Regions from separate parts of the Homo sapiens genome. Here region 1 is linked to region 2. A link is a contact called in ENCODE Hi-C or POLR2A ChIA-PET data. All regions are on one chromosome and are shown on one strand. The core of a region is the stretch at or near the end of the contact, and the rest is flanking DNA. Distances in the headings are between cores, read along the strand shown. Region 1 holds the start of PRKACA (protein kinase cAMP-activated catalytic subunit alpha). Region 2 holds the start of RFX1 (regulatory factor X1).

Evidence for each region. Hi-C counts contacts between places; a loop is a spot of excess contacts on that map. ChIA-PET counts read pairs that join two places held with the same protein, here RNA polymerase II (POLR2A). Pooled maps may share reads with other maps.
Region 1: a map of ascending aorta shows a loop between it and region 2 (4-fold over the local background). The contact joins the promoter of PRKACA here to the promoter of RFX1 in region 2. A Hi-C loop is called at or near these places in 4 of 168 maps with a recorded cell type or tissue (CD14-positive monocyte, ascending aorta, gastrocnemius medialis and 1 more), 3 of 37 single-sample maps with no recorded cell type and 22 of 50 pooled maps. POLR2A ChIA-PET finds 5 or more read pairs at or near these places in 9 of 52 experiments (A673, H1, HepG2 and 6 more).

What each region holds. Positions count from the first base shown.
Region 1 is chr19:14,113,451-14,119,190 of GRCh38, forward strand. PRKACA (protein kinase cAMP-activated catalytic subunit alpha) reads right to left here and starts at 4,312. Exons shown (of 10, transcript NM_002730.4): 1 at 4,052-4,312. The coding sequence starts at 4,097. It overlaps LOC124904642 (a long non-coding RNA gene), which reads left to right and starts at 4,764. Exons shown (of 2, transcript XR_007067144.1): 1 at 4,764-5,740. RefSeq lists an enhancer at 1-168 and silencers at 3,893-3,962, 4,373-4,932.
Region 2 is chr19:14,004,724-14,010,131 of GRCh38, forward strand. It overlaps RFX1 (regulatory factor X1), which reads right to left and starts at 1,597. Exons shown (of 21, transcript NM_002918.5): 1 at 1,380-1,597. RefSeq lists enhancers at 823-1,351, 1,352-1,879, 1,880-2,407 and silencers at 1,019-1,398, 1,449-1,628.

The DNA of each region.
Region 1 (5,740 bases), core at 3,062-5,561, 110 kb after region 2:
GGGAAAACTCCTTGACACCCCTTGAAAAGCCAGGACCACAGCAGAAAGCAGAAATCTAGAAACTCGCCCTGGGAATGGGGAATTGCAACAGCAGAATATCAATTTGGGCAAGGGGCTTGGGGTCTCTCTCGGAAGGAGCCCAGCCACAGAACCCCCTTCCTCCGGACAACAATCTCAGACCTTCTGCCCTTTTGAAATCTGGCTGTCCTGGGAATTCTGGGGCAGGAATGCCCAGCCTGGGCTGGGCCCCCTACTCGAGGCTGGCTGATTCCTCCAGTGGAGCCTGGATTCCCTGCTCTGGGCTTACCTAAATGACACAACTCTGAGCTGGACCCCAACACTGGCTGGAACGACCCCCATTCTGAGCTGGACCCCAACACTGGGATGGCTCATCCTACAGTCTGAGCTGAACCCCAACACTGGGATGGACCACTCCACCACCCCTCTCTGAGCTGGCCCCCTGCCGGGTGGACCATCCTCCCTTGTCTGAACTGGGCCACCGATCCCCTCTCTCTTCCCCAGGCCGCACAGCCCGGGGCTGTACAGGAGGCGTTTCCAGGGCCAGCCAGGGGTTCACATCCTTCTTCTCTTCGCCTGTGCCCCAGACCCCGCTGCAGCCCCTCCCTGACTTAAGGGGCAGAGTGTGCCTAGGAAGTTGCTATAGTAACAGGACTCAGCCTCACCATCGCTGGAGTTGGAAGCCATCACTCAGTCCTGTTCTCAGGGCACCGGCACTACGGTGGCTGGGAAGGCTCATGAGACCTGCCGTGTCTGTTCGGCTGTCTGTCCCCAGAACCCTGCCTGCAGGGGGAGCTAGGGAGCCGTGGGGTGGGAGCAGGAAGAGAAACCCAACCCAGAGGCCACTGGGTGTGGAGGAGGGACAGATAGGGCCCTCCGAGTTTCTGTAGACGCGGTTGCGCTAAGGGGAGAGCTGCCTTGATAAGACCTCTTGGGCACCCATACAACTGCCAAGGCACAGAAGGTGTTTGGCCGTCTTAGGCATCCATAGGATGTTACACGGCACTAGTTCTTCCCATCTAGGGTCTTCTTGGGGGGTGCTTTTCTCTCTTTGCCAGGATCTGCTTGTGTCCTGGGGATCGGGGGCTCCCTTTTACTAGCTCTGCCCCTTCCCCTGTGGGCCAGCTCCCAGGGGTATCTTCAGCCAGTGCCAGCCACGACCTGAGCCCCACTTGGCTGTCTGACCTGGGCGCCTGCCCCCTGGGGCCGCTGCTCCCTCTCCATTCTTCCAACTTGGCCAGAGCCTGGGCCTTAGTCTTTTTTCTTGGCCCTCTCAGCTCTCCCAATGGCTTTGCCATCTTTGGGTGTAGATTCCCCCAACTCCACTCCAGGGTTCATTCTGGATCCCTGGCCTCTTGGGAGGAGGCGGACTCTGTCCTGCCCTGGCACAGAGATGGTACCACAGGGGACTGCAGGATGCTTAACTGGTGCCTCCCAAGGCCTGGGCATTTTCCTGACCCCAGTCGGGCCGGCGTCTGGCAGATGAAATCCAGGTGCCCCCTGCAGGCTGGCCTGGCTACTGCCCCTGCCCCTGCCCCACCCTTCTAAGAGGGCAAATTTTGTCTAACTCCATCCTCTCAGAATCAGAGCGCCTCAAAGCAAAGAGGGACTTCCTTCCTCATCTTATTTCCTTCTCTGGGAGCCTCTGGGAGGAAGTACAGCTTCGGGCGTTTCTCAACGTGTGACATAGTCCCATTGGCAGAACATGACATGATTTTCGGGATGTTTCATTTATCTAGTTACACTGTATTTAATGCGTATCAGAGAAAATATAACTGGCATGGCAATCCCATGATTTCATTTATATTATTGTTTAGAATGAGCTCCAAGTTTACATCTGAACACAAGTGAGTAAAACTTTTATTATTTTAAATTAAGAAAATATGATAGAGTAAAAATCTGGGAGGCTGCTGAAAAATGTCAAAGTCGGGGAATTCTGGGGTCCAAGAAGTTTGCTGGTAGATGGATCTGGATGTGAATCCTGCCTCTGTGACATCATCTATGTCATGGATGTCATTTCTACCAGAGGGCTCCTTTGGAAAATTTGGATAACAGCCCGTTATGAAAGTCACCAGAGTAGGTATCTCTATCCGCCTGGCCATTTAGCCTGTGGCACAGCCTAGATGCCCAATAAATAGTAGCTCTATTTTACCATGATCATTCATTCCTGGGTGTCTGACCTGTGCTCTGAGAGAATCAGTGGTTCCTTCCAGAGCCTCTGATCTTTTTCTTGGGATCCTTTTTCTTGTGTGGCTTTCCACCCCCCACCACATGTGTCTGATAGCCTTGAAGGTTTTCCAGGACTGTCATCTCCCCAACTTTCAACTGAGCTACCGCAATATATAGCTGCCTGCCTCTACCTTCCACCTCCCAGCTGGCCTCACCTGCTGGGGGCCTGACTCCTCCCCCCCCGGCCAAGTCCCCTCCAAGCTCATGCCCAGACCTTTTTTGGACACTACCCACCTGCTCCTCTGTCATCAGGCACTCAGCTACAGGCATTTCCCTCCCCAGCCCCCACCCATTGGTGACATGTCAGGCCTCTTCATGATCGCTCTGTGACTCTGAGTTCTGCTATTTGAATCCGTATGGGAATAAAGTTCCCTGGCTTTCATACCTTTCTGGGAGGGGGCATTCAGGAAACTCAGATGCTGGGGTTTGAGACCAAAAACTGGCCTTCCTTTTCGACCAATAGTTCCGACTATTTCTGGGTAAGTGGACAGGGGATCCCAGCTGCCTTCCAGCTTTCAGACTGGAGTGACAACAATTTAAGAGCTGTAAAAATTGGGAATGGGGTTCAAGACCATTTCTGATGGTATTTCCAGATAGAGAATCTCTTTCTCTGGCTGGCTGGAAAAGACCAACCTAATGTGTGGGCAAGTGGGTGAAACAGGTCTCTCTCTGGCTGAGCCCTGGGAATGATCAGAATCACTAGACGTCAAAGCAAATCACTAGACGTCACCCATTACTCTCTTTGACTGCCTCCTCCTCCCCAGTGCTCTTTCTGACCATCTCAGTTAGAACCGAATGAACCTCGCTAAACCCAGACACTTTTCATCCCAAGCCAGGAGTGGTGGAAGAAGCCCCAGGGACTGGGTGAATGACGGAGCCTCAGTTGTGAAACGACCATTTATTGAGGGGCCCTCCATGGAGCCTAGAGCTCACTGCAAGACAGGAAATGAGAGGGGGCTCTGCCACCACCCCCTTACCCCAACGCAGGAAAGAGGATGCAATGAATCCCAACAAGACCAGCTCAAACTTGGCTTTGGAAGCACTGAAGCAATTCTCTACGTTCATAAACAGTCTGCTACCCCAGCCAGGGACAGACGCTTGCTTGGAGGACGGAGCACAAGCAGAGCAGCAGAATGACAGAGTGACAGGATGAGAGAGGCAGAGGGACCCAGAAAGATCCTGTCCCCCATGCCAAGTGACACAGAAGAAAAAAATAATGCTGGAGGTGGCTCTGGGAAATGTTCAGGGGGCAGGATGGGTTTGGAAGGGGGGGCTGTGCTAAGGTGAAGAGGGAAAGGGCAGGAGAAAGATGGCGGGGGCTGGAGGGGGGAGGGGTGTGGTCAGCAAGTGGCCAAGGTCCCTGCGCGGTGGAGGCAGACAGACCTCATCGCATTCCCAAACTGGTAGAAACCTGGGTCGGGGTCAGGCAGAGGATCCCATAGGTGAGAGAGGTGAGTGAGGAAGTGGGGGGATTAGAATCTGGGAAGAGGGGCCAGGAAAGGAGGGGGTAGGCTGGTGACAGGGGCCCATGTGGGGCCCCAGCGGTCATACGTGCCATGGTTGGCAGTGACAGCTGGGGGGGAGCACGGTCTTTGCAGCATGGGGCGGCCCTAGGGGAAGGGGACCCCTACAGGGGGTACTCTGCGGGCCCGCGGGCCCCAGCCTTGGACAGGCCGGGGCAAGGGGCGCTGGGGGGTAGGCAGAGAGGATGAGGGGCCCCGTAGGGGGAGGGGCCAGGCGATGATGGACAAGGCCAGGGCTGGCAGCGCAGGGCCAAGATCGGGGTCACAGCCCGGGCACTCACCGCTCTCCTGCTCGCTGCCCTTCTTGGCGGCGGCGGCGTTGCCCATCGCGGCGGCGGCGGCCGGGGCCGGTCCCGGAGCTGCGGCGCGGCGGGTGCTGGCTGCGGCCGGCGGCCCCGGAGCGCGCTGGGCGGCGGCGGCGGCGGCCCTCGGGCTGGCTGCGCTAGCTGCGGCGCCGCGACCCCCGCCCAGCCCCTGCTTCCCGCGTCTCTCCGCGCCCGCCCGCCCGGGAACCTCAGCCCAAGATCTCTGCCGCTGTCTGTGACGCCCCCGCAGCCCGCCGCTCATTGGCCTAGGCCGCCCTGACTGACGGCTCAGCGCCGCCTCCCATTGGCCCTCCCGCGACCTTCCCGCGCCACTATAGGCTCTCAGCCTCGGGACACGCACCGCGGACTCTCGGCCATTCACTCGCTCGCGAGGCCGCAGCTGGGCGGGCAGACGCGTCCGATTGGCCGAGACGCTGGACTGGGCCCGGGGTCCGCCCTGCGAGGCCGCCGATTGGCGGAGGTGCCGGGTCCGCCAAGCCCCCCAGCAGAACGCTCAGTGTCAATCCGGGGGTGAGAGGGCGGGGCGGAGACGCAGTCTGCGGGCCCGGGCCGGCGGGGCGGGGCGGCGGAGGCTGGCTGGCGGCCGCGCAGCGCTCCGAGGCTCAGGAGGCGGCCCCGGCGGGCGCCCGGCCGGCCCCGCGCGCGCCGCAGTCCCCCGCCCCCGCTCAGTGCGGCAGCGGCTGTCGGCCAGCCGGAGTTGGCGCCGCGGCCTGCCCGGCGCAGCCGCTGTCCACCTGCCAGCGGGGGAGGGGCGCGGCCGGCGCGCGGGTCAGAGGTCGCCCGGCCGCCGCCGGCGTCATTCATAAGGCCTGGCGCTGGGCGGCCGAGGCCAGGCCTGCTTGGGGGCCAGGCCGCGGGGCCTCCTGGGTTTTCCCAGCCGCACTCAGGAGGATGCCGGGCCCGGCGCAAGGGGTGGCTGGGAAGGGGCGCTCAGTGTCCACCCCTTTGCTGGGCCCTAGCCCTGGGCTCCTGCCAGTAGTAAGAGCTGGCACCCACTTAACGCTCCTTCGCACCACACTCCCATCGCGTAGGTGCTACCATCATCACTCCCATTGCACAGATGAGGAATCTGGGGTACAGCCAGGCAGATTCCCTGCTCCTGTTCCCCGTCTGTATTTCCTGTCTGGGCAATGCGAAGGGAACCTGCCCCTTCCTTCAGGATCCTCTTTCAGTACACACTTAGCAGAGGACAGTCGGGGTTTCCCAACTGCGACACTACTGACGGTGAGGCTGGATCATTTTCTGCTGGGGGGTGTCTTGTGCACCACTGGGTGTTGAGCAACATCCCCCGCCTCTACCCACTGGATGCCAGTAGCCCCTCCTCTATCTTCCTGCTGGCTGTGGCAACCGCTGTCTCCTGACATTGGTGAATGTGCTCTTGCGGGGCCGAACTGCTCCTGATTGAGAAGCACTTAAGAGAGGGTCAGGGGAGGGGAGAAGCCAGGTCACCCCGACTCGGAAGGGCTAGCTGGGCTTAACTACAAGCCGATCTGCTGCTTCGACTTGAATAGCCTCCACCTTCTCCAGCTGCTGTCTGCCCCCATGTTCCCAGATCAACCACAGTTCCAGGGAGGGAGAGTCAGAGCCTTTCTGTGAACTATGGGGAAATGGCTGACCACTCCGCCTCTGGATGGATAGATACAT
Region 2 (5,408 bases), core at 347-2,846:
TTCCTTGGAATGTATTGACTGATTTAAAAGGAAATGGCTGCAGTTTGCACACCGACACTAAGCTCAAAAGCAAGACGGAGAATAAGCCAACTAGACTTGGCCTGGCTGGCTACTTAAAAAAAAAATTCCTCCCCGAGCTGGCAGGATATTGTCACCCTAAAAAGCAGTGGCAAAGATTCTCCTCTCACAAACATGGATAGCTTCCCCTTCCCTCTGACCGCTCCTGCCCACGTGGCCCTAGAGGCTGGGACCTTGTCAGTGACATGTGACTCGGTTGACACTCGTTTGACACAAAAACATGTGTCTGGCCAAGAGAAGCGGGTTTAAAAAATCTAAGAAACTTCCTCAGGCTTCATTTGCTCCCCCATTCCCAGTAGGGGAGACCTCGATGGGCAGGACCCAGAAACGTTCCATCTCCAGGAACAAACCCCCGCAACCTCAAACCAGGAAACATCAGGTCTCAAACAGCAGCCCAGAGAAAAGCACTCAGGTTTCTGTTCCTCTAAAGCATTCCCTCATGGTCACTCCTCCCTACCATGGACTTTGATTTCTGCAAACCAGATCCTCCACGCTAAAGCCAAATCGACTCCTAGCTCCTCCATGAAACTTTGCTTCCTCTTTGCTTCCTCCCAGAGAGAAGGTGGCAGGTTTAGGAGTGGGCTGCAGTGTTGAAATCAGGACTAGCTGACAGTTATTTTATCAAACCACATTCAGAAACGGTAGATACGAGGAAAAGGTTCAAAGATAAGCCGTAAGTAAAATTCCTGGAAGGAATGAGGAGTCCCGGTACTGCAGGAAAAGGGCGATGTCAATGATTCTCCCCATTTTACAGGATGGAAAACTGAGGCCTCAGATGGACAGGCACTTGTCCAAGTTCTGAGTCCTGGGACAACTGCAAAGCTCTTAAGGAAGAAGGGAGTCGCTTAAGGATCTGGAAGGCGGACCGGGTGGTGGCTGCCCACCCTGGTTCCCGAGGTGGAGGTTGGGGAGACCCAGCCGGCCCCGCCCATACCTTCCCTCCTGGTCCCGCCCACCCACCTTGGCCCCGCCTCGTACCTCCCTCGCTCCCATTGGCCCAGCCTCCCCAGGCCCGCCCCTTCGCGCTCCCGACATATAAAAGCCCCCCGCCCCGGCCTGCCGACCTCCACTCGCCGCGGGCCTGCGAGCGCCCGCCCCTCGCGGGGGCCGGGCCGCGGGGACGGGGGCGGGTGGTGTCGTTCCAGCCGGGCCCCGGCCCCCTCCCCCACGGTCCAGACAGTCGCCGCCGCCATTTTGACCGCCCGCCCCTTCCCCCCGGACTGTGATTACAGAGACACCTACTGCCCCGGCCCCGCCGCCCACCCCGGCCCGGCCAGCCACCCCGGGGCCGCCCTGGTTACCTCCGCTTCTCCCCACTTCTGTCTGCGGAAACGCTTTTCGGAGGTCTCGGAGTCGATGTTGGGAAGGGGACGGGACGTGCTGGGGTCCCCGGGCCGGGCCTGGGGGGTGGGGGTGGGGGTCGGCCGGGCGGTTGTTGTTGTTGACTCGCGTTGCCGGGTTGCTTGGTCGCCACGACTACCGTGGCTATGGCGCCTCCGTTTCCCTCACCGGGGCAACTGTTGCTACCCACCCTAGTTACGTCACGCGCGGGGGCGGGGCCCGGGGTGATTGGCGGCGGCCGGAGAAGTGATTGGACGGCGCCAGGCCTTGCAGCTAAACTATTAGTTCCGATGCACGCTTTTCAACACCCTCTGGACTTCCCGGCGATCTGATTTATCAGTATGAATGTCCATCAAAAGAAACTGAACCCTCAAAGGCAGCCGGGCCCGTCACTCCGGCAGGGAAGCAGCTGGTTAAGAATAAAGGGGTAGGACTCGTGAGGACGGGATTGGTTTGCCGATGTAAAACCGGCCTCCTGGTTCGACTAAAGGGACGTCAATCTACCAAAGGTTTGCCGCGCTCTCTGGCTGGAGGCCGTGCGCATGCTCGGCACGCAAGGCCGATTGGGAGTTGTAGTCCGCTCTTGCGTACACTTTACATGTCTTACCAAATTAAAAAGGCGAGAAAGGAAGACTCCGCTCCAGACTTCTCTCTCGCTCGGTGGGCCAGTTTCTGGCTTCTTGCGCTGACGTCAGGGGAGGAATGCAGTGACGCAGCGCAGCCCCTCTGTGACGACAGCGGCGAAGGCCGGACTCGGGATTCGATGACGTCACTGGGCGCGCGTCCCCCTTCCCCACTGCCCATGGCCCCGTCGGGGTTGGGTGGAAGCGGGAGGCCGCGGCGGGGTTCGATCCCAGCTCCCACCCGCTGGGGTGACATCCTCCTCCGCCCAAGCCGGCCAGACAGCGCGGCCGCCGCGCCTTCTCCCGCCTCCCGGTCCCCTCCAGCCGGAAAAGGTCACCGCTGCCGGGGTGACCGCGGCTATCTCTGCCCCGCAGGCGGTGCGGCCGCCTTGGGAAAGGTCTCTGCAAGGCGGGGGACTTCATTCGCGGCTTCAACCGCGGTAGATAAGCAAAGGTCAGCCCCGACCCAGCCCAGGGAGCTTGGTCCGCCCAGGAGAGCTCACCACAACCCCCGCCACACACACACACCTCCCACACATACGCTCCTCTGTGCCTCAGTTTCCTCAAGGGACTGTCTGGGTGCTGCAGGACGAGAAGAGACAGAAACAGGGCCCGGACTAGGGTGAACATCTTGGGAGCAAAAACTCAGTCATCAAGATAAATAATCTTCTAATTCAATATTTGTTAAATATCCAAATTAATGGGAAAAAATAAATCTATGATGAACAAAACATCACAATTTTAAATAAAGACAGGATCCGCCAACACAGGGATTAAGGTGAGATGCGTTATGCAAGCTCAGGGTCAGATCTTGTGTTTAAAATAAATTTATTATTATTATTTTTTGAGACGGAGTCTCACTCTGTCGCTGAGGCTGGAGTGCAGTGGCGCAATCTCGGCTCACTGCAAGCTCCGCCTCCCAGGTTCACGCCATTCTCCTGCCTCAGCCTCCCGAGTAGCTGGGACTACAGGTGCTCGCCACCACGCCCGGCTAATTTTTTGTATATTTAGTAGAGACGGGGTTTCACCGTGTTAGCCAGGATGGTCTCGATCTCCTGACCTCGTGATCCGCCCGCCTCGGCCTCCCAAAGTGCTGGGGTTACAGGCGTGAGCCACCACGCCCGGCCTACTTTTTATGTTTTAAATGTCAATTATCTTATGACTGAGCTCTTTGGCCTTCTCTTAAATTTTGCATTCTCATCCCAGGTAGGCCCTAGAACAGCAAGGGGAAAAGAAAACAGGCTCAGACAGCCCTGAAGTCTAATGCCAGCCCTGCTGTGTGGCATTCAGAAAGTGACTCCACCTAAGTTTGTTTCCTAATTCAACCAACATTATATTTCCTCGGTGCAAGGCCCTGGGCTATACAAGTGAAGAAAGGTGACTTCATTTATGGTGGCTCACACCTGTAATCCCAGCACTTTGGGAGGCCAAGCAAGGAAGATTGCTTGAGCCAAGGAGTTCAAGACCAGCCTTGGCAACAAAGCAAGACACCCGTCTCTACAAAAATTAGCTGGGCATGGTAGTGTATGCCTGTAATCCCAGCTACTCCGGAGGCTGAGGTAGGAGGATTGCTTGAACCCGGGAGGGGGAGGTTGCAGTGAACCAAGATTCTGCCACTGCACTCCAGCCTGGGCGACAGAGCGAGACTTTGTCTCAAAAAAAAAAAAGCAATTAGCTAGGCGTGGTGGCATGTGCCTGTGGTCCCAGCTACTCTGGAGGCTGAGGCTGGCAGGATTGGTTCAGCTCCGGAGGTAGAGGCTGCAGTAAGCAATGATTGTGTGGTCCAGCCTGAGTCTCAGAAAAAAAAGAAAAAAAGGAAAAAAAAGAAAGCAAACAACTCCCTTTGCATTCTAGGATGGGATACACAATAAACAGATAAATTGTAAGATAGGCTCCTTAGAGTCCTGAGAGCAACATAAGAGAGTGGGGTAGGAGAATGAGAGGATGCTGTAGCCAGTGTTATCTGAGGGGGGATGTCCCACAGAATGAGCCTGAGTGGTGAGAGACGAAGCAAGCCTCATAAATCCAGGTGGAGGGGCCGGTCATGATGGCTCATGCCTGTAATCCCAGCACTTTGGGAGGCCAAGTTCAGGAGTTCCAGAACAGTCTGGCCAACACGGCGAAATCCTGTCTCTACTAAAAATACTAAAATAGGTCGGTGTGGTGGCACGTGCCTGTAGTCCCAGCTACTGGGGAGGCTGAGGTGGGAGAATCACTTGAACCTGGGAGGCAGAGGTTGCAGTGAGCCAAGATCGCGCCACTGTACTCCAGCCTGGGCAACACAGTGAGACTCCGTCTCAAAAAAAAAAAAAAAAAACGGGGGGAGAGAACTGCCTTCAAAGCTGGGAACAGGAACTTCTGCTAAAGCCAGGAGAGATAAGGTTGTAGAGGTAATAATAGCCACATAATTCCCAGCGAACCCAGCAAAGTGGGACGCTCCCCGCTCTTGACAGGTGGGCAATGGATGCCCAGAGAGAGGAAGTAGGTGCCCTCTCTGCCAGAGGCGTGTGAACCAGAGCAACTCCATCTTGAACAGGAACTGGGTAAAATGAGGCTGAGACCTGCTAGGCTTCATTCCTAAATGGTTAAGGCATTCTTAGTCACAGGATAAGACAGGAGGTCAGCGCAAAATACAGTTCATAAAGACCTTGCTGGCTGGGTGCAGTGGCTCATGCCTATAATCCGAACAGTTTGGGAGGCGGAAGTGGGCGGATCACTTGAGGTCAGGAGTTCGAGACCAGTATGGAAAACATGGCAAAACCCGATTTCTAATAAAAATACGAAAATTAGATGGGCGTGGTGGTGGGCACCTGTAATCTCAACTACTTGGAGGCTGAGGCAGGAGAATCGCTCGAACCCGAGAGGCAGAGGTTGCAGTGAGCCGAGATCACCCCACTGCACTCCAGCCTGGGTGACAGAGTGAGACTCCATCTCAAATAAATAAATAAATAAATAAATAAATAAATAAATAAATAAATAAAAATAAAGACCTCGCCGGGCGTGGTGGCTCACGCCTGTAATCCCGTCACTTTGGGAGGCTAAGGTGGGCAGATCACGAGGTCAGGATTTTGAGACCAGCCTGGCCAACATGGTGAAACCCCATCTGTACTAAAAATGCAAAAATTAGCCGGGTGTGGTGGCGTGCGCCTGTAATCCCAGCTACTAGGGAGGCTGAGGCAGAATTACTTGAACCCGGGAGGTGGAGAGTGCAGTGTGCCAGGATCGCGCCACTGCACTCCAGCCTGGGTGACATTGTGAGACTCTGTTTCAAAAAAGATAAAAATTTTAAAAATAATTTAGAAAAATACATAAATAAAGACCTTGCTGATAAAACAGGTTGCAGTAAAGAAGCTGGCTCAAACCCAC